Linked DNA regions of Homo sapiens: region 2 is linked to region 1. Evidence: chromatin loops called from intact Hi-C (ENCODE). Cell type or tissue: endothelial cell of umbilical vein. All regions are shown on one strand. Each heading gives the region's core, and the rest is flanking DNA. Links, peaks and the distances in the headings are about the cores only. Region 1 overlaps BPGM (bisphosphoglycerate mutase). Region 2 overlaps LOC124901750 (a long non-coding RNA gene).

Region 1 (11,756 bases), core at 5,058-9,057:
TCTAAAAATTTGGAAATCAGCAGCAGCCATAATTTTAACTACTTTATGTCATGTTCTACATGTATACTAAAACATACTGTATTGTTACCTTTTTAAGTAACATGAACCAAATGAACTCTTGAGGATTCAGGTTCACCGGTTTTGAGCATCAGTGATTGCACTGTGACACCTTCTGGATTTCTCACTGTTCTGTGGATTTCTCGTTTCCCTCTCTGCCTCCACTCATCCCAGATGGTTGTGCTTTTTGCGTGATATGCCCTGTCTGGTGTTTTCCTGCCTTTCATCACTGTCAGCAGTTAGCTTACTGGTAATAAATAGAAGAAATTTCTCCACCATTCGTTTTCATTCTGCTTTAATTTTCTATAAGAGGCTGTGACAAATAAAAAGGCTGACCTTGTATGTGAAATAAGTAGAAATAGATTATTAGTTAAAAATGAAGTAATCTTTAGCATGTGATTATTTTCCCCTAATTTTTATAACATGACCAAGAACTAAATCATTACTTGTATAGCTGACATCCATTAGTCATGCAGAGACCTAAAATCTACAGACTATTAGATACTAAAATTTTATTGGCTAGACATGGCACTTGATATGTGTGTGTGTGTGTGTTTGTGTGTGTGCACGTGCGCATGTGCGTGGGCACATGTGTATCTTATTTACTCAACTATATAAAAGGTTCTATTCTTGTTCAGAATAATTAGATCTTTAACTTCATTATTAGTGATATATAACTTCATCATTAATGGACCATAGTATTTTATTGTTTGAAGAAGAGTTGAGGCTTCTACTAGACAACAACAAACTGAAATTCAGAATTTCAGAGTTTCTGCCAGAGGTGTATTCTATTCAACCGTGCCAACTCCTTTTTCAGAGCTGGGTCTCAGATTTATTGTGGCCAGGCTCCCTTCTCTCAAGAAAACACCACTATCTCCTTTAGGATCATCTTTCTCCACCTTCTTAGCTTGGAAGTCCCCCTTTTAAAAAAGTTTCCTACTGTTTAATACCATTGACTCTTCACCTATCTTCAAATTTATTATAGATCTCTTTAAAACGATTCTACAGCCCAACCACAGCTCATTGTACACATCCCCTCCTGCTAGTGCATTGATGATTTAACTATTTTTTACTGTTCTTTTTGAGGGAAATCGGAAAGTTTAACAAATGATGGTAAAGAAGACTATAACCATGGTGGGGGCAAAGAGAGAATTACATGTAGAGGTTGTGTTTAGACATAGCAAAACTTACTTTTCTACATTTGAGGGAGGCTTTGAAACTATTAGCAATTTATTTAATTAATTTAATCAAATGGTGTACCTGCTTTGGAAAACAATCTGGCAGTTCCTCAGAAGGGCTAAACATAGAGTTACCATATGATCCAGCAATCCCACGCCTACCCATATAGCTATATTAGCTTCCCAGTGCTGCCGTAAGAAAACAACCAAACTGGGTGGGTTAAAACAACAGAAATGTGTTTTCTAGGGGCTGGAAGTCCCAAATCAAGGTGTGAGCAGGGCTGTGCTCTCTCTGATGACTCTAGGAGACAATTCTTCCTTGCCTTGGCTAGCTTCGGTGTTTGTCGGCAATCTTTGATGTTCTGTGGCTTGCAGAAGCATCACTCCTTGGCATTCTCCTTGTGTGTGTGTTTCTTATCCACATTTCCCCTTTTATAAGGCCACCAATAATATTAGCCTGCCGCCTCCCACCAGTGACCTCCATTTTAATGGGATTATTCTCTGTTAAACACTGTATTTCCAAATAGGGTCACATTATGAGGAGTTTGGGACTTCAGCCTGTCTTTTTGAGGGGATCACAGTTCAAACCATCACAATGCCCAAGAGGAATGAAAGCACATGTCCACACAACAACTTGTACCTAAACCTGCAGAGCAGCATTATTCACAATAGACAAAAGATGGAAACAACCCAAGTGTTCATCAACTTATAAATGGGGTCTATCTATACAATGGAATATTATTTGGCAATGAAAGGGAAGGTGATGCTGATACATGCTACCATATGGGTGAACATTGAAATAACTCTGTTATGTGAAAGAAGCCAGCCACAAGGGATCACATATTAGAGGATTTCATTTATATGAAATACCCAGAATAGGCAAATCTTTAGAAACAGAAGGTAGAGTGGTTGTTGCCTAGAGGGTAGGGAGGATGGAAGATTTTGCAAGTGATTTGCTGATGGGTACAGAGTTTCTTGTTGGGGTGATAAAAATATTCTAAAATTGATTGTAGTGAGGGTTGCACAACTCTGAATATGCTAAGAGCCATTGAGTTGTACACTTTGTGTGGGTGAATTGTATGTGAATTATATCTCATTAAAGCTGGAAAAATAATCAATGGAATTGAAAGGTTAAAGGATTTGTCATTGGCCTAGAAAACAGTGGGGGGTGGCAAACATACGGAAGTGATAACAAAACTGAAATGCATGGCTGTGGAGTGTAGAATACTGGGGAAAATCAAAGTGCACATATACACCATGGAATACTATGCAGCCATAAAAAATGATGAGTTCATATCCTTTGTAGGGACATGGATGAAATTGGAAACCATCATTCTCAGTAAACTATCGCAAGAACAAAAAAACAAACACCGCATATTCTCACTCATAGGTGGGAATTGAACAATGAGATCACATGGACACAGGAAGGGGAATATCACACTCTGGGGACTGTGGTGGGGTTGGGGGAGGGGGGAGGGATAGTATTGGGAGATATACCTAATGCTAGATGACACATTAGTGGGTGCAGCGCACCAGCATGGCACATGTATACATATGTAACTAACCTGCACAATGTGCACATGTACCCTAAAACTTAGAGTATAATAAAAAAAATAAAATAAAATAAAATAAAAATTAATGAAAAAAAAAAAAAAAAAAAAAAAAGTGCAGCTTTGACCACTGGGGCAGAAGTGGACTTACAGGGCTCATTGGGAAATAAGCAGGCATTGGTCTTCAGGCAGCTTCCAGTCCTTCATCTAAAGGGCTTTTTATTTTATTTTATTTTTTATTTTTATTTTTTTAAGTTGGAAGTATGAAACTGAATGACCTTTTCTTTTCTTTTAGAGATTAATGACATTTTCTTTTCTTTTCTTTTCTTTTCTTTTTTAGACAAAGTCTCGCTGTGTTGCCCAGGCTGGAATGCAGTGGTTCGATCTTGGCCCACTGCAACCTTCGCCTCCTGAGTTCAAGCGATTCTCATGCCTCAGCCTTCTGAGTAGCTAGGATTATAGGTGTGTACCACCACACCTGGCTAATTTTTGTAATTTTTTAGTAGAGATGGGGTTTTGCCACGTTTGCCAGGCAGGTCTCGAACTCCTGGCCTCAAGCGATCTACCCACCTCAACCTCCCAAAGTCTGGGATTACGGCATGAGCCACTGCGCACCTGGCCATTAATGACATTTTAAAGTAGCCTTACATTATAACTCCTATCCCTATTACCATAAACAGGCTTTATAGAAAATGTTTTTATTTGGGGGATAATTGATGTAAAACAGTGGGGTTGGTGTAGAAAGAAGTAAATTGTAGGAAATGACTTCAGTAGGAAGTATGTGAACACAGAAAAAGACATGGGCTGCCAGAGAGGGAGGTATCTATGAGAGAGGTAGAGAATAAAAATGATGGGGTTGATGACCAAGGAGGATGGCAGATAGAGGGAAAAAATGGCAGAAAAGCCAGAACATGCAGTTAGGATAAGACCATAGCCTAGAAAACTAATGGAATGGATGTGAGGATCCGGATTTGTCCACAGGAAAATAGAAGGATGGTTTGTAATCTTGATTCTCACCCATTCTGGATATGATGACTTTGTTCCTTTTTGGCCTATAGTACCTCCTGGTGGTACTCCAATTAACACTAATGGAGTTCTTAGATGTTGCTGTAGTTCTCTACTGTGACTTAACTCCCACACCTAACATGGAAGAAATTATGTCATGTGCATGAAATAGGCTGGATTGGATTTCAGGATCACTGCATAAGTTATTGTCTCTAAATGTCAATCTGTGTTAGTAAAGTTTCTCTTACAGTGTCTATTGAAAAATAAGGTCCCAAGTATTCTTTTTCACAACTGCAAGAATTAAGCATAAGTGACTTTCTCAAGATCAGAAGACATAGTATGTCATCATATTTTTTTCACATCATTTCTGTTAATTTAGTGAGATTTTAGCCCTTTCAAAATTGATTGTAGATGTATTCACTCACCAGAATAGGCATGTTAATCTAATGTTAGTCCTCTTGTATTGCATGTCTAACTTTCCACAGCTCAAGTTACAGGGTTTGTGTGCTTCTTGGTAACTTACCAACCTAAAAGAAAGCATTTCATTGGATTTAGATGCTAACTTTTCAAGACTCAAAAAATTAAGTGAATCTCCCCTACTGTTTAGGGGGGAAATAAAGGTTTTCTTTTATAGGAAGGACTGCTTTGCCAGTTCATGTGTATGTGTTTATGGTGGTACAAAATATAAGTTACCATCTTAATTGCCAATTTATGCTTACTATCAAGTTACATGATCATACATGCCCATTTTGTGGTTAATGCCTGTTGTCCGAATGTAATTATTAATAGCATCTCCTTTTACTTTCAAAAGTGCCCCAGTCTGGATGATAAATTATGTGGTTACCTCACTATAAAAATATTGAGCTGGGTGTGGGGTCACGCACCTGTAGTCTCAACTACTAGGGAAGCGGAGGCAGGAGGATTGCTTGTGCCTAGGCTTGAGATCAGCCTGGACAACATAGTGAGACCCCATTTTAGAAAAATAAAAACGTAAAAATGAAGACGTTAGCTTTCACTACTGTTAAGAATTGAATCTAGAAATGGGCATAACCAGGGTTTTATATTTCCTGTAAGCACAAAAGTTGCTAAATTTCTTTGCATTTATTATAAAAGTAAAAACACTTGTGGCTGCAGATTCATCTGGTTCCAAGCCGTGCTTTCTAGAGATGTTTATGTAAACTTCTCCCATATAAAATGGGCTCTTTCAAGGGACTGGAGTAATTTTTCCCTATTTTGTCTCTAAACTGCTTGACAAGCTAAAAAAGTTTTACCTACTGGGGCGGAGTGTGGTAACGGATAGCATCAATGACAGCATACTGTCCTATCAGAAAAATACTTTCTTATTGTTTGAAAACTAGGGTGGGAAGAATCATGACCCCAGTTAAATAACTAATTAGAATATTGGTCTATGCTGAAATCTCAAATTGCTTTAAGATCTTTCTACTAAGAGTATGCTAGTATTACTCATCTCCTCTTAGGTCTAGTCTTAGAGGTGTCATCCATATACCTCAACAGTAAAGAGTGTTGGTTCTGAAGATGTTAGTTGTTTCTCAGATATTTGATATTATGACACTGTAGGCAGTCATATCCTGACTGATGCTTTCTCCATTTGTGGAAAAGAAGACAGGTGCTGTTGGAGGAAACTGAAATCTAAAGAGACTCTAGATTCCTTGGCCGTGATCATGGTAATTAGTTGGCATCAAGAACTCTACTCAAAACTCAGTTCACTGAGGCTCCACACACAGTTATCACCTGGGCTTTAAAACTTTTTTCTAAAAGGTAGCCTTTCCCTTGACCTATTCTTTGTTTGGAATACTGTGTTTTAAGAAGCTGAGTCAAGAACATCCATGGCAGGTAAACTATAAAAAGGTAATTTAATGCAACTAATTGAGTCTTAAATTATTACTGCTGTTATAACATTGTGGTCTGAATGGCACACTCTAGCATAGCTATACGGGATGACCTTTATTCAGTGCATACTGCATGCCAAGCACAGTTTTAGGCATTTTACGTACACATGTTGTTTTATGTAGGAACTAGAACATGGCTCTGAACTCACTGGAAAGCTATGGTTCAATACTGCGTTTTACTTTGCTGTTTAGTATATCCTGGTCATATTTTTTATTTCATTTGATCAATCATTGATCACTAAGCTGTTTTGCTTAAAGAAACTGCTTTAGTAAAAAGAAGCAAACTATTGATACACCCATCATCATGGATGAACCTCAGCTGCATTTTGCCAAGTGAAAGAAATTGGGCTAAAAAAGCTGTGTATTGTATGATTCCATTTATGTGCCATTTGGGAAAATATAGAACTATCGGGAAATAACAGATTGGTGGGGTAAGAGTAGGCTGCTGGGGGCACAAGGAAATTTTAAGGGGTTGATAGAGCTGTTTTATATCCTGATTGGTTATTACACTACTGTATGCAGTTGTCAAAACTCATAGAACTGTATGCTAAAAAGGGTGACTTTTGCTATATGTAAATTATACCTGAAAAAAGACTTGCTTTATCCAGTGAACTCACCATTGCCTTAATTGGGACCTTACCTTTTGTTCACAAAGGTAATAGACTACATTAGTCAATTAGGAGAATTAAGTGAAGGGTTGAAGGTTTGCTATATGCACCTATCTGTGCCTTTGAAAACTAACCTGGAGGGCATTTGTTATGCTTTCTCAAGGCTTCAGGAGCCATCTGGTTCTGACTTTAGCACCTAAACCATGGTCATTATAGGGAACTGCCTTTTAAAGTCCTTCTTCATGAGAAGTTATGTTTGAGAATCTTGCTAATGTTATAGGTTGAAAGCTCCTCTAATAAAGGTTTTTTTTATTTTTTTATTTTTTTATCCCAGACTATCTCTGCTTATTATCATCAATTTCTTTAGCCTTAATTGGGCCTTCCATCCCCTCCTTTTTCTCTTGTAACAACCTAGTCTAGGAGCGGGTCAACAAGGACCTCCTGGAGTCAGCGCAGATGAATGGTACACTGAGAGGCAAGTGATACTGATTCGGAGCTAGATAACACTCTTGTATAAGAATTGCAAACACTGAAACCACATGTCAGTGCCTAAGACAGGCTTCCTGGCTGATGGGGATGACCTCTCCCCTGTCAAATGACTTATTTATATAATATCTCTGCTCATAAATCATATATGCTTTTGAGATTGCTTTACTTTTAATCTGATGATAGTTAATGCTTTCGGAAGAAGTCAAAACAAGACATACAGAATATTATATAGTAAAAAAATGCCTACTTAAGGGACTGCTTTACTGGCTTTTAGAAGTACCATTATTATGCTAATAAGTCCAGGTTAAAAAGCAGGGCCCACCTCTGACTGGTTCAGACACACTTCTCACAAAGCACCACCGTGAAAACATCTAACGCAGACCTAAGTATCTGAAAGCATCCTGTACTGTAGCGTTCCAGACAGGCGTGTGTTTCATTCTCTGTGGTTGGCATAGTCACTTCCTGTTTGTTTCCTGCTGGCGCACGTCCAAGGAAAAGCCAGGTACCAAACTGAAACACTGGATGTAGTCTGCATCTTGCCAGAGGAAATGGATTGTTTAGTCTGGGTTTAAGCACAGGACGAGGCAGTTTCAAGTTTGGAGTAAGAGTGACACACAAGACACTCATGCAAGACAGACTTGATCCCTGAAGACCTGTGTGCAGCTGCATACATAGCAAGGCACAGAAGTGCTGAGATAAAATTAGAGACTCAGGGAGGAAAGGTCAGCTGGGACTAGCTGTGGGGACGGGGACTGATGAGTTGGTTACCTTTGGCATTTTAGTGTGATATTTTCAGAAGCAGCCAATTCAGGCCTCGCTTCTGTGAGGCAAGTAGTTGCCTATTGGTGTGGTTAAGCTTTCTTTTATAATAATTGATTTATAGAACCCTTTATTTTTTAAACATTATAGGCTATTTTAACTATAAAATTAAACGTAGAATGGATTCTTCTCTCTGCCTTACTCTAAATTAGTGGCTGTTATTTTATCGTGTTATTCAAATCACCCTAGCATATCTTTACATATATAGTATTCAGATCTTAAAGAATTAAAATTAAAAATAGATCATTTATGAAACTCTGAATCTCTAGTTTCAGCTCTTATTGGCCATAAAGGAATACAGAACTCTTATCACAGATTGTCGGTGGGGTTTGAATTGTGACTTACTTGACCAGGAGAGGAAAGTGAGGAATGAATGGGTGGCACCTTATTAAATGAATGAGTTGACTGGAGTTGTTTCCCTTTTTTTTCTAATTCCAAAGAGTATACACTACCGAATTGGGGTTTCTTCTTTCCTTCTCATCCTGTAGCGAATCTTTCTGTCTCTCTGACCATCTCTTCTGGTTTTCTAAAATTCAAAGATTTTGAACACTTTGGAGAAAATCAAAGAACATCTAAAGCCATTTAATTTGAATTGTTTATTTTATTGGCACTAGATGTAAACAGCTTTTTGTTCAAGGCTAAGATTCTTTTAATTCTCCTTTTTTTTTCTTGGTAAGGTCATAGGAGAGCACAGTGTTTAATCAAGGCTTCAACAATAAAAGACTAGATTTAATTTGAAAACCCAGAGAGTTCGAATTTATTCAATTCAGGTTTGCACCTAGGGTTCACTAAATCAGGTCTTGTTCATGGTACAAGGGATATAGCACCTATATGTGAATGAGACACACAAGGTCCTTTTGTGGAGCTTTTAACCTCTTTCTGAAATTTGTCTGTACTGTACCTCTGACAAAGTCCTTAGGGTGTTTTCATATATAGGCTTTATGTTTTAGGATTTTTAAATTAACATTTTGTTCTTTTTTTTTTTTTTTTGAGATGGAGTCTCGCTCTGTTGCCCAGGCTGGAGTGCAGTGGTGCAATCTGGGCTCACTGCAAGCTCCACCTCCCAGGTTCACGCCATTCTCCCACCTCAGCCTCCCAAGTAGCTGGGACTACAGGTACCCGCCACCACGCCCGGCTAATTTTGTTTTTGTATTTTTATTAGAGACGGGGTTTCACTGTGTTAGCCAGGATGGCCTCGATCTCCTGACCTCGTGATTGCCTGCCTCGGCCTCCCAAAGTGCTGGGATTATGGGCATGAGCCACCACACCCAGCCTAACATTTTATTCCTTATAGCCTTTAGTTATATGTAAAAAGTAGATTCACATAATAAATACAGCTGTAATTACTTAGTGGATCATATTACTGAATAATTTCTGGACCCTAGCAGCCAAACCATAAAAGTGTTACTTACAGTTGAATAAACATTTACTAAATCTTGCAGTGGGTAAAGCACTGTGTTGTAACAGCATGGGTGATACAGAAATGGATCAAACATTGTTCCTGCTCTCAAGGAATTTATAATCCTGGTGGGAAAAGTGAGCATTTGCACAAGCACCTCTACCAGGAGGTGCTTTAGTAGATGTACAGTGTACATAACAGTTTGTCTTTGGTTCCTGTTCCTGCTATGGTGACTTAGGGGAGGGGGTTGGTAGGTGCAAATTTGACTTCCTGAAGTTATTCCTCTATGCAGAAAATAAAGTTGTTTGACTTTCTCCCCAATTTTGGCCTTGAGCTACTTCCTGGACTTATTACCCCAAACTTTCATTATTTCTTCCTTAAAATATCCCATTATTTAAATTGACTGCAGTTAGCTCCTAGGTGCTTCTACATGAAGATTCGATACTTAAAGGCAGACTTTAAGTATTTAACACAGACTTAAAGACTTTAACACAGACTTAAAGACTTCAACACAGACTTAAAGGCAATGGTGGACCCTTAAAGACAAGGGTAGCTGTGAAGGGAAACACCACTGAGTTCTCACCCTGCACCTGCTCCTCTCCACCCTACTGTAGAACACAGTGCCTTGCCCATTGCAAGAATTTAGTGAATGTTTGTTCAACTGTAAGTAACACTATTATGGTTTGGCTGCTAGGGTCCAGAAATTATTTAGTAATATGGTCCACTAAGTAATGACAACTGTATTTAACTCCACACCACTGTGGAGAGGGGTAGGTACAGGGTGAGAACTCAGCAGTGTTTCCCTTTTCAGCCAACCCTGGAACAATATGGATTTGAACTGCATAGGTTCACTTATACATGGATTTTTTCCCAAAACAACTTGGATCAAAAATACTACACTTGCTAGATGTGAAATCTGTATATACATAAGGCTGATAGGACTAATTCAGTTTGGTTTAATATAGTTCAGATGCATTATTCTGGCCTTAGGAGCTCTGCCTGCTTAACTTTCTTAGGATGATGAATGTAACTTATGCCAAAATTGAGTAATGAGTAATGGCTTCACTGTGGTTTTTCCTAATTTGCTGTTTTAAAATTTTAGTTGGCCGGGCGCGGTGGCTCACACCTGTAATCTCAGCACTTTGGGAGGCCGAGGCGGGCAGATCACGAGGTCAGGAGATAGAGACCATCCTGGCTAACATGGTGAAACCCCATCTCTACTAAAAATACAAAAAAGTAGCCGGGTGTGGTGGCGGGCACCTGTAGTCCCAACTACTCTGGAGGCTGAGGCAGGAGAATGGCGTGAACCCAGGAGGCGGAGCTTGCAGTGAGCTGAGATCGCGCCACTGCACTCCAGCCTGGGCGACAGAGCGAGACTCCATCTCAAAAAGAAAATAATAATAATAAAATAAAATAAAACAAAATTTTAGTCACTTAAGTCTCATTGACTGATTATTAACCAGTCTAAGTATTTTAAATATTTGTAAGTAATTAGTCTGCTGTGTGAATGGCTTGAGTAGTCATTAAAGTGGAATGTTGATTTTATTTATTTATTGGAAACATTTCTATTTTTGTTGAACTCTCCTTCCTTTGTAGTTGAAATATTACGGCGGCCTTTGTTTATTTGGCTCTTTAATTTGGTCCCACACAAAAGGGACCAAACTTGAGAGTGCTGCTATTAAACAGGGGACCTGTTGGATCCGGTTAGATCTGAGGCCATGGTCAAACAAGTGAATCCCATGTATACCCAAGCCCCTTGCTGAAGACCTGGAACTCGTTTCTAAAGTCACAGACAACAACCCCTAAACATGGCCCATCATAATCGCAGTGTGTTAGCTGGGGATCAGACAAACTTATTCATTCCCTTTACCAGTCGTGGGAACACTGGATGGCATCAGCAGATGTCCATTTAGGACCCAGCCTTTCACGAGGGCAGAGCATTCATATAAACATTCTTCTCTCTCCTCCTCAGTAGTCGTGGAAATAACCATGGATAAGTCACCTGACCAGGGTTTAAATCCTGGGGATTTGGTAGTTTAAAAAGGTCCATTTTTACTGCCTTAATAGTCCTGTGAGTAGAGCAGGTTTTTATTTAACCACTCTGGATCTGTTTCCTTTTTTTTTTTTTTTTTTTTTTAAATTGAGACAGAGTCTTGCTGTGTCACCCAGGCTGGAGTGCAATGGCACAATCTCGGTTCACTGCAACCTCCACCTCCCAGGATCAAGCAATTCTCCTGCCTCAGCCTCCCAAGTAGCTGGGATTACAGGCGTCCACCACCACGCCTGGCTAATTTTTGTATTTTTAGTAGAGACAGGGTTTCACCATGTTGCCCAGGCTGGTCTTGAACTCCTGACCTCAAGTGATCCACCCACCTCAGCCTCCCAAAGTGCTGAGATTAGAGGCATGAGCCACTGCGCCCAGCCCTGTTTACTATTTTTTAACATCTTTATTGCGTTATAATTCACATACTATGCAATTCGCCATTTAAAGTATACAATTAAATGGCTTTTAGTGTATTCACAAAATTGTAAATCCATTACCACAATCAATGTTGGAACATTTTCACTACCCTAAAAAGAAACCCAGTGCCCCTTAGCTGTTATCACCCCCCCAGTTCCTCCCCTATTCCACCCAGCCCTGGGCAACAACTAATCTACTTTGTGTCACTATAGATTCACCTGTTGTGGACATTTCATGTAAATGGACTTATGCAGTAAGTGGTCCTTTGTGACTGGCTTCT
Region 2 (11,756 bases), core at 3,872-7,871, 51 kb after region 1:
GGGTGTTGCCATGACATTTGTAAACTGTCATGGCACTGGCAGGAGTGTCTTATGCTGATGGGCAGCTAGGGCAAGTACAGGTTGCTTTCTTGGTGCCACTTGCTGGTTCTGGGCAGTTTCCTATCTGGTCTGGAAAACAAGTCCTGCCAGTCTCCTACCTCAATACCAGCTGTGGTTTCCCTTTGCCTAGTAGGGGAGCAGCTGCGTTTTCCTTATTAGTTGGCTCAGCTTCTTTCCTTCAATGAGTTGCCATATGTTACCCATGGGGCAAGGCTATGCCTTGTTGCAAAGATTCCACAAATACAAAACTCTAGCTTCATTGTGAGATATATATACTTCAACTCTTTAGAAAAAGAAATTATAATAAATACACACTCAAATTTCACATGCACCAGATTTTAACATACTAGAGACCACCACTACAGTGACTTCTACTACTGGGTGAGCTTGGTTAAGTTCAAACCCAGAAACAGCATTTCTCTCTTGAAATATATTTTCGCTCTTGTGTATATATTTGAATGTCTTACAGTTGTGTCTTTGAACAGATCATGTAGGTCTGCTATAATCTGTCCCTGAATTTGGGCCTGTGCATGTACCCAAAAGTAAACTATTGCAAGTATACACCCTCTATTAACATGGGAAAGACCACGCTCCATTAAATTGCTGGGTAGGGCTTGGGTGTATATGGTCAGCATTGTGCTCTCTTCTGGGGTGAAAATCAGTTATCCAATACAAGTGGACATGTTATGCATTGTCTTATGGCAGTAACATATTGTAGTAGTTTTAATGAATTAAACTTTCTTGCCTTCAGGTTTATAAATTTTATACGTATATATGTATATGTGTATGAGACAGAGTTTATGTTTATATTTATTTTCCTCTGCCCCACAAGTGGGAATGGGATAATTATGCTTACAATAAGAAATGTATCAAGATAAAAATGACAAGTCTGACCAGGTCGAAGGCCAGTCAATGAAGGCCATGTGTGGAAAATTTTCTCATAAAGTCATGCAGAGACAAGGAAAACATTAATAATTATTTGTCATTGGGATTCACCTTTTATGGAGCTAAAAGTTACTGGATGTACTTCATGCAGTAAAAATTTGCAAAATAGTTTTACGATGCCTGCCAAGTTACAATGGTATTTTGTTTTATTATTATTATTATTATACTTTAAGTTTTAGGGTACATGTGCACAATGTGCAGGTTAGTTACATATGTATACATGTGCCATGCTGGTCTGCTGCAGCCATACAATGGTATTTTGAAACAGAATATAGTGAGAATAAAAATAAGGTTATTGGTATCTTACAGTGTGTCTTGAACTTACTGTACCTAGAAAACGGAATATGAACTAAAATTAAATCTTACAATAAAAAGTCACATTCAGCATGACTCTAAGTAGATGTACTCTGAGGGAAAATGGAATGTACCATCAGGGGTAGTTTTGTTAAACCATCTGTTTAAACAATGCAACTGGCTACTATAAAAATTCAACCACTCTCACTGTCTCATAAGATACTAGCTCAGATGCAAGAATTATCACCCAGTGTGTTTAATGAATCAATTAAAAGGCTGAAATTTTGTGAAATTTTGATAGCTCCAGTGGACAAGACTCTGTGTTGCTTGCTTTTGTATTGTAAGTCCATGCAGGCAAATATGAGAAAGATTTATTATTTTCTAAACTCTTGAAATGTACATGACAGAAGAAGAAACTTTTAGATGTTTGAATCAGTTTTTAACACACCATCAAATAAATTGGCAAAAATATAAGCAAAAATATAAATGGACAGAGTGAAAACAATGTCAGGGAAAAAACTCAGCCAGAAGGGTTCATGTCAACACCATGACCAAAGTGAGTTCAAATATTCATGGCAGGTAGAGTGGATGTGAGCTAGTTATTAAAAAGATGACAGCATCTTTCAAAACTACATTGCACCATGCCTTGCAAATTATCAGTTTTATTAAGGAATAGTATTTATACTGTAGACTTTGATGTGTGATATGGATTATGTGAATAGTGAGTTCTAGAATTTACCTTTTTCACACCAAAGACCAATGCCAAATGAGATAAGAAATCACTGGTCTTCGATTTTTTGTGGTTATTGTTGTTGGTAAACAAGCTCCATTACCATACTATCTCTCAAATATAACAAGGTTTGACCACTGAAGCTTTATATATATACTTATCTTAGACTCTGTCTATCTATCTATCATCTATCTATCTGTCTATAATATATTTAATTTTTAGGACGGTATATTTTTACAGAATAATTGAGCAGAAAGTACAGTGAGTTCCGTCTCTTTCCCCCACCTCAACACACACAGTTTCCCCTAGTGTTAACATCTGACATTAGTGTGGTACACTTGTTAAAACTGATTAATCAAAACCAATAATGCTATTATGAACTAAAATCCATGGTTTAGGGTAGGGTTCATTCTGTGTTGCATAGGTCTATGTGTTTTGACAAATGTATAATGTCATGTATCTGCCATAACAGTGCCATACATAATGGTGTCACCACCCAAAGGACCACTGTAGTTTTAATAAGCTGAAAAAGCCCAATTGGAAAAGCAGAGTGACCTTGGTACCTTGCTTACAATGGCCAAGAAAGCACCAGGAATGAAATCGGAACACATTTCAGTTTCATTCAACACATCGCATTTCATGCAATACCAACTAAATGTACCTGCTTTGATCCTGAGAATGAAGGAAAATAAGGGGATAGAAGGTGGCCAGGCAGAAGGAATGGTGTGATGCAGAGAAAGCACTGGAATCCAGCTGCACTTGGCTGCTCAGACTGGAGCATTCGCCCGCCTCCCTGTGCTCAGGCTCCGGGTCCATAAAGTCAAAGTGAGGAGTTTGACTCCATGATAGGGAAGGCCCTGCCAGCTCCACTTGAAAGAAGGCACAATTATTATAACCAGGGCTTGTATATGTTTAATGGATTGGTAAACATTTTCCTTAAGCCCCAGGATTTTTTTGTGTGTGCCAATTGCCTTTGGAGATTTCAAGAATTAAAAAACAAATGACTAAGAAAACATAAATATGGAGACATATATTTCCGATTTTTAGCTTCTTAGTAAATAACTTGCTTGGACTACAGCTAAAACAAAGAGAAAATGCTAGCAATATAGATGGTTTCTAGATAAAAGAACATTCTTCTTGTCATGGAAAAAAAACAATACTAACTATGTGAATGCTTCCAGAAGGTAGAATTTTCATTTGGTACCTATTTTTCTTTTTCCCTTTTGTTTTTAAACACAGAATCAATCTAAAGTTGGTTCATGGTAAGAGAAGAAAAATGGGAGAGCAGTTTTTTTATAAGTGCCTGTGGATTTATTCTGAAACCCTAAGTTCTAGATTGAAAACATTTTTTTAAATCCTCCTCTTGGGAAAGAAGATGAAATCCAAAGGATTGTGTGAATTTACACTATTAATAATAGCTACCATTTATTGTAAGCTTGATGTCATAAGCACTTTACATGGATTATAACATTCTATCCACTCATCAATCTTATGAAGTAGACACTGTTATTATCTCCATTTTACAGACATGACAAAAAGGCACAGAGAAGTTAAATAGCTTGCCCAAGGTCACTCTGTGGTGGTTAAGCTGGGATTTGAGCCGAGGCAGGTTGACTTCTGAACCTGAGTTTTTAATCACTAAACTCAACTGCTATAAATTACATACTTATATTTATTTGTATACATGTGTTTATTTAATGGGAAAAAAATGTTTCATATAATGATGTATCTGAGATGGGAGCAGAGACAAGTAGTAAAATACAGATGATTTATAAAAGGCTTGTTATGCATTAAAAATGCATAAAACCTGGCCTCAGCTGTTTTAAAATTAGAGTAAATTACTGTACAAATTTCTGTTGCAATCAGAAGACGTTGGCTACTGCTGTTGTTGTGAATAATAAAATTCTTTGTCTCTGACCCAGAAGTCTCATGTCTTATACTGGTTGCTAGTTTTCAAGAAGGGTAAAATCTAAGACCCTTAGCAGTTCTTGACAACTGTTTCTGGAGTTTTTATTTCCCCAAAATATTGTCACTATTGCTTAGATGTCATACCTAGATGAATAACACTTGCCAAATAAATTTTTGAGTCAAGTTGAATGAAATAATTACCTTTTACTGGGAACCTATCAGTGGTTCTCACCCATGCTAGCCTCATGACTACTGTGTACACTATAGAGTATTATCTCCATTTTGCAAATGAAGAAACTGAGGTATAAGGACATTATTTTCCCCAATATCCTACAGCTCACAAATGTTAGAACTAAGGTCTGAAGCTAGTCCAATGTTCTTTCTGCCACTATTGCCTCTTAAAACATTTTAGCTACAGAAATATTAACTTTCAGACCAAATTATGAAGGTCACTGGGAACGGAAAAATGATTGTTTAAAGAGAAAATTTAAGCTTCAGAGAAGAAGGAAAGGGAGAAGTGAAGAATAAATAAGGAAGAAAAAAATAGAAAGAGGAGAGACAAAAAGGGATAAAAAAATATGTCCAAATAACTTTACAGGGCAAATAGAGGGCTGGGGTCCCTACAACAAGAGTTGGGAGCAGAACAGGGTTATGAGGCTCGCCAGAGGAACTTGGTGTAGACCTGTAAAAAGTAGCAGAGCACCCAGGGTGAAGCCTAGGAAGAGCCAAACAGCCAATCTAAATAAAGTACCAATCAGGCAAAGGGCTAGAGTCCAGGGAAATGGGGCAGTCATCATTGTCTCCTAGAAAGAGCAGGCAGAGAACAGCGTCCAGGGAAAGAAACCGGTAGTTTGCGAGGGGGGATAGGAGAGATTTCTCCAAGCACAGGAAGAGTGTAGCTGGGCCCATCAATGGCCATTGTCCGATATGTGTTTGTCCATTTTGTTTTGCTTGGACGTCAACGGCCTTGTGTGTGTGCAAAAAAGAGCTTTTAAGGACCCCAATCTGGTTTGGACAAGGTGACAGAAGCCAAAAGTTACCTTGGTTGAGTCTTAAGGGAATGAATTTTGAGAGTTACCTGTTCAAAAGCCAAAATGTTCAAATCCCGAAATGTTCACATCAATCACCAAAGATGCCCCCGAAATGTTCACATCAATCGCCAAAGATGCCCGCAGTGAGTGTTTGTTTTCTTGTTTGTATCTCTGTTTCAACTCAGTTGTACTTTGAGCTACACAGATCCTTCAAAAGAATAAAAGCTGGGTTTCTTAACCCCCGCTTTGGTTAGCGTGTATGCTTTCAGCACCTATGTTTAGTATTTTTTAGAATGTAGCCTTTGTAAACTTCACCCACTGTATTTTGCTGAAGTCAGACTCACCCTTTGTTCACCAGTAATCAGCAAACATTTGTTAGTGACGACAGTGGCACTCTGGTTAGCCCTCCTCTTTTTTTTTTTTTTTTTTTTCCTTGCAGAGCATAGTTGAAATAATTTGGGAAAGTTTCTCTTCTTCAAGGAGCTGGGAAAGAATGATGAATGGGCCCCTTGTTCTGATGCATCCTTCTATTTCCTGCAGAGGAAAAAACTGACGGCTGCTAATCTCTGTGTGTTCAGGAGCTCTACCTTCCTTCCTAATAAGATCGCTGTTGTAATAAGCATGTGCCATGGAGGTGAAGCAGAGTTTCCCATTATTTATTAGGCCTGAGTCCTCATTAGTAACTTCTTTATAAAATAAACATGAGGCTTTGCAGAAATGGGGAACAAGAGCCTACTTCATACAAAGTACAATGATAAATGTCTCCTGTGGCCCCAGATTCCAACGCTTAACATCTGTGATCTCCCCATCTCCATGGCAACATAAAGTAAATAGTAAAAATAGTCCAAATCCAGGAAAAACACAGCAGGGAATGTCTGTCCTAAAGGAAAACAAACGCTTAACATGCACTCATACATGAGCAAGAGGACCCACATGAAATGTAGCAGTTGGTCAATAGGAAAACAACAGAGAGTGGGGAATGAAGGGTCTTCAAGCTAGCAGACAAGAAATGTCAGATGATTTGAAGAAGTGTTGTCTGCTTTCAGTAGGAGGCCTGAAGGGAACATTGTGTCTTATATTCATGGGCTTGTACAGTGTGTATTTTACATTTTGTACAAATGTGTTTTGAATTATAAGCTTGTCATATTACACTAGATTTAAAGGGAACCATAGATTATAAAAGTAATAGCATCAAACAAAGAGTTGAGAACTGGTGATTTGGTGTTTGCCATGTAACTTCTTAGCAAAGCTGTGGTCTGCCTAACAGACCCTCTGAATCTTCTCCCTACCTGTAGCCCAACAGCCTGGGGCTGTTCCTGATATTCGCTATAGGCCGCTGGAACAGGAGGCTCTGTGGCCTCCCTGTGTCCCCCACAGTTGTGGCAAGAGCAGTGGAGCAGCCCTCTGGAAGAGAAGAATGTTCCCCTTAGGGGTGCAAGAAAATGCCTGGGAATAGGATATTTTCAAGAACGGCGATTTTCAGTTAATTTAATTTTCTGATTAACTGCAGTGACTTTGGGCCTTTCAACTCACTGAGCCTGGTTTAAGTCATCTGCAAAAAAAAAAAAAAAAAGGATGGGGTACTTCATGACCCTGGAGTCCTGCCAGCCTTGGAATTCTGCAATTCTATGAATTGAGCACAAGGCATGATTTTGTTTCAGCCTTTGTGGATTAAAAAACTTAGAATTCCTGGGTTTCTACTATAGTAGAACAGTTTCTACTGTTCTACTGCTGGTTTCTACTGCTATAGTAGAACAGTTTACTGGGTTTACTGTTCTACTATAGCAAAAAATACAACCCCATGGCTGTGTGTGTTTAGGGGAGGTGGGGGGGTGAAGGGTGGATGTGGTTTAGGGGAAAGACCGAGGGGGTCTACAGCCAATCCCAGTGACTAGCTGTGTGACCTCAGGCCAGTTATTCCACCCTTCTTGGCGGTAGTGTCTCCATCTCCATCAATGGAGATGATGGTATTCCTTGCAACATTATTGCTGTAGGAATACTGGTAAATGATCAACATATGGTAACCACAATATCCTATCAGATTTGGAGTCAGTACTTGAAGAATATTTTTCATCACATAGGTAAGACTTGATAGTAGTGGGGTAGCTCGTGCTGTGTAATTTATGGAACGCAGTCTCAATACTTTGTGATGGGGTTTCCGTTTGGCTCTAAGCAAGTGTGACTCTACCCTGAAGATCTATGGTGGGGTTTTTCTTTTCATTCCCTGACTGTAGCTTTTTCCTCTGATGGTTTTTCTCTTTCTTAAAGCTAGAGCACAGCTAAAACATTCTAGTTAAGTGAATATCCTAGAATGGCTGGATCCTAACACGTGGAAGTCTTTACTGTATGATTTGTGCACAGACACCTTGCCGGTTATTCACAGGTCGTGTTCAAATTTAAAGCTCACCAGGAGTCAATAGCCACAAAGATGACTTTGGAGCAGATTCCCTCTCTTCTATTGTTCCTTTCCTCCGGCCAAGTTTCTCTTCTCTTTGCCACTTTTTTCCTCTCTTACCCTTTCACCATTCTCTTTTCTCTTTTCTTCTTCTTCTAATCTTTTGATTTTAGTGTTCTCATCTTTCCAACTTTGTGCTGTGCATTCTGCAGTAGTTCGATTTTGTTTATTTATTTATTTATTTATTTATTTGTTTGTTTGTTTGTTTCTGAGATGGAATCTTCCTCTGTCGCCCAGGCTGGAGTGCAGTGGCACAATCTCAGCTCACTGCACCCTCTGCCTCCCAGGTTCAAGCGATTCTCCTGCCTCAGCCTCCCCGAGTAGCTAGGATTACAGGAGCATGCCACCACACCTGGCTAATTTTTGTATTTTTAGTAGACACAGGGTTTCACCATATTGGTCAGGCTGGTCTCGAACTCCTGACCTCGTGATCTGCCCACCTCAGCCTCCCAAAGTGCTGAGATTACAGGTGTGAACCACCGTGCCTGGCCTCTACCGTAGTTTTATTTCTCACTCCTTTGTTACATCTTATTCCACCCCCTCCACCTTTCCTTTCTGCTATCCTTTTACTTCCATTTACCCACAGTCCCTGCTGGGAGGCCTTTTCTATTAGATATATAGTGGAAAGGCAAGTCAGCTTTTCTTTGAATTTAGGAAAATGGGACTCACAGTTAACTTCTGGGGCTGAATTTCCAGAGGCCTTTGTCAGAGAGCCCAGCTGCTCTAGAATGAGAGCTATCAGGATGAGACCTACCAGCTGCCTGGGGTTGTAGTGATTCCAGAGGCACCAGGATTCTAACCAGCCAAGGGAAGCACTAACACGGATTGGTTTCTAATATTAACTATCACCCCCACAGCTAAGCCTGAGTATGAAGCTCATCTCTATCAGTTATCAGCTGACCGACCTTGGATAAATTACTCAATCTTTTTGAGTTTCAGTTCTTGCGTAAAAAGATATAACTGTTATACCTCCTCGAGGCATATCACAGATTAAATGAGATCACATATGTAAAGGGCATTTAGGGTAATCTGAAGTTTCTCTGCAGTTTCTGCATCTTGGCCTAGGATTTTTAATCCCTTAGGAAAATTCTGTCTATCTTCTGGGTAGTTTAGGGTTAGTATGGCTCAGAGCCCTACCCTGGTCCTCTTGTCCTGACATTAATTGAGTTAGAAATAAGGTAGTGCTCAATATCATGCTATATACCACTGCTCTTGGCACCCTTAAATCCAGCCATACTCAATACCCCCAATATTCCCATTTGATTCACTAATGACTCAAGCTGTCAAGTACAGTAGAAAAGGTAACTTTTTTTTTTTTTTTTTTTTTTTTTTTTGCAGAAAACTGCAAGCTCAAAACCAGTTTTAAACCTCATTCCAGGTCTGTTTAAAGCAGTGTTCTCAAGTGGGGGTGATTTTGTCTCTTAGAGAACATGTGGCATGTCTGGAAATATTTCTGACTGTCACAATTTTGGGGGCAGTCTGGGATGGTGCTACTGGTACATAATGAGTGGAAGCCACGGATGCTACTGAATGTTCCACAATGCAAAGAATGCACCTGTTCCAAATGTCCATAGTGCTGAGGTTGAGAAAGCCTAGTTTAGAGGTAGCCAGTTGGACAAAATCATGTTGGAAGTAGGGGGATTCTCTTGGCTTTAGAATCCTACTGTTTATTGAGTCTGAGAAAAGCCTGGATAGAGGAGGCGTTCAATGGGATCTGAAAAATATTTTAAAACTGAGCTGCTGTTATGAATTCAGAGAAGCATATTTGCCTTTTAGACAAAAAGATGTGGGGCCTCTTGCATGCCAAAAATTTGCTCAGGGTTTGCTATGCGGCAGCAGGAGAATCTGTCCATAAAAGGGATGGACTTTGCTGCCCAGAGGGATTCCCTTCAAGGGTTTCCCTTGTGAGCCTGAAGAATCACTGGGAAAGGGCAAGCCTGGCCAGCTTCGAGTTCCAGCCCCTCACCAAGGCGTGTTTATATTTCTCCGGAGGTGAGAGTGAATACACTTTAGGGAAGGGAAGGCACTCTAGCCCTAAAAAGGGGTTGTTTAGCAACCATCTTCTTGTTTCTTGGATATGAAGATTAACCAGCTTAGCTGGGAAAGGCCTTTGAGAAGGGAACCTAGGTTTAATATTCAGGGGAAGCTGAGAGAAAGGCATCACTGAGGGGAGAGCGCCTGGGGTTGTAGCTCAGAAAGATATAAGTCTGAACCTCAGCTCCTCCAGCTGTGGACTGACTCTGTGACCTTGGACAAAGAAAGGAAAAATAACTAAGATTACAGCACACCTACTGTATGCCAGACTTGATGGTAGTGTTGCATATGCAATATGATTTCACTTTATTTTTACAATAGCACATGAAAATAGTTTAGCTAAATCATATAGTCAGTAGCTGGCTAAAGAACTCTTGGTTTGTTTGACTCCAAGGTCCACGATTCTTCTATACCACACTGTCTCCCAAAGTCCTTAGCTTCTTTAAGCCTCAGTTTCATTGCTTGTGAAACAGGTACAGAGGAAGATTAGGAAAGTGAATTTAGAACAATCCAGTATGCTTCAGCCAGCACTCCTCCAGGGGGAGCTCCATACTCCTTCCTCCTTTCTACTGCCCTCTCCCTCCTCTTCTGAGGTTGGATGGCCTTAAGAACGTGTATCAGCCATTCACACCCAGGGGGACATCAGTGTGCTGAGAACAAGGTCCTGTGCCTAACCAGGAGGCTGGCTTCTGCATCCTTCTCTTCCTCTGCAAAGCTTCAGCTAATTCCCTGTGTCTAGGAGCCAAGAGGTGGGTGCAGTCAACCCCCTCTTCTTGTGGCCTCCCTTTTCTATTTAATTTCTGAGAATGATGACATGAGGTGGCCTAGGGATTGCTCCTGACAGCCAGAAAGAACTGTAATCTCTTTCACTCCTCAAACACCATTCTCCAGGGCCACAGCCCTGGCCTGAGTACCTATGTGGACAGCCCAGACTAGCTCTATTCAAGGCCTCAAAGTAAGCCTTTCCTTAATTCAATATTTCTGGATCTTAGTGCAGAAATTGACAGTGATATCTCTCCTCAGGCCTGTCATCCATGGAACAAAAGGAGGTGTCCATGGGTTCAACCTATCTCCCTGGATTCTACATTCCATGTGGGATCCAAACCATCCTGAAAACGAAGTGTCACTTTGTCTGTTTTATAATTTGTATGCATCTCTCTCTCAAAGGGCTTTTCAAAAGTGGGTGATTTAGGGCAGGATTTGCAATTCCTCAATTTCCTGAGCATGTATAGCATTAATATCACCCTTAGATTCTGTGGTACCCCCAATTCTAACAGTTGGTGCTTGACAAATATCACTCTTCAGTGCTCTTGTCCCACCTAACAAAGCTGAAAACAAGACCTGAAAGGATCAATTTATTTCCAAGGGCAATGGGCTGAATGGTGGCCCAAAGACATTGGATTTTAATCCCTGGAACCTATAAATGTCACCTTATTTGAAAAAAGAGTCTTTACTGATGTGATTACCTTAAGGATCTTGACATGAGAATAACATCCTGGATTATCTGGCTGGGCCCTTGATGCCACCACAAGTGTCATCATAAGAGTGAGGCAGGAGGAGATTAGATGTACGCAGAGGAGAAGGTGCTACAAAGACAGAGGCACATTGGAGTGACGTGGCCAAGGCACTACCAGAAGCTAGAAGAGGTCAGGAATGAATTCTCTTCTAAAACCTCTATGGGGTCCCCTGATGACACTTTGCTTTCAGACTTCTGGTCTCTAGTACTGTGAAATAATAAATTTCTATTGTTTTAAGCTACTAAATTTGGGTAATTTGTTACAGCAGCATTAGAAGACTAATACACCAAGTAACTTAACTGAATCTTATAACAAAACCCAAGAATACTTATAGGAATACACCATTATTCAGCACCTAACAAGATAAAATCCACAATGGCTAACATCCCACCAAAAATTACCAGGCATGCAAAAAAAGCTGAGAAATACAACACATAAGGAGAAGAAAAATCAGCTGAAACTGATTCAGAAAAGACTCAGATAATACAATTAGCATATATAACTATATAAGCATATATAAATATATAAGAATATATTAATATATTAGCATATATAATCTTAATTGATCTTTATATATTATATGTATATAACTTAATATAATATATATCTTTTTATATATTATATTATATAGCTTTATATATATAATATATATTATATAGCTTTATATATATAATATATATTATATAGCTTTAGATATATAATATATATTATATAGCTTTAGATATATAATATACAATATATTATATATATATATAAAGATCAGGACACGGATGCTGCCAGGG

The links. Hi-C counts contacts between places; a loop is a spot of excess contacts. Peaks named below come from ENCODE experiments on the same cell type or tissue, not always from the same donor. Only the 100,000 strongest peaks of a DNase experiment are listed, where the experiment ranks them.
Region 2: it touches region 1 in a loop (9-fold over the local background); 5 of 110 quality-filtered maps call a loop at or near these places.

Annotation. Positions count from the first base shown.
Region 1 is chr7:134,662,774-134,674,529 of GRCh38, forward strand. The region is part of intron 2 of BPGM (bisphosphoglycerate mutase); the gene reads left to right. The region is part of intron 1 of LOC124901750 (a long non-coding RNA gene); the gene reads right to left. Among named protein-coding and RNA genes, the nearest start is that of BPGM, 22 kb to the left of the region's middle. In endothelial cell of umbilical vein, for the core only: no CTCF peak of the experiment used is centred there; a DNase peak (open chromatin) is centred at 7,298; H3K27ac peaks cover 4,000 bases.
Region 2 is chr7:134,714,806-134,726,561 of GRCh38, forward strand. The region is part of intron 1 of LOC124901750 (a long non-coding RNA gene); the gene reads right to left. It also overlaps a transcript of CALD1 not described here. Among named protein-coding and RNA genes, the nearest start is that of CALD1, 59 kb to the right of the region's middle. In endothelial cell of umbilical vein, for the core only: no CTCF peak of the experiment used is centred there; a DNase peak (open chromatin) is centred at 5,566; H3K27ac peaks cover 1,522 bases.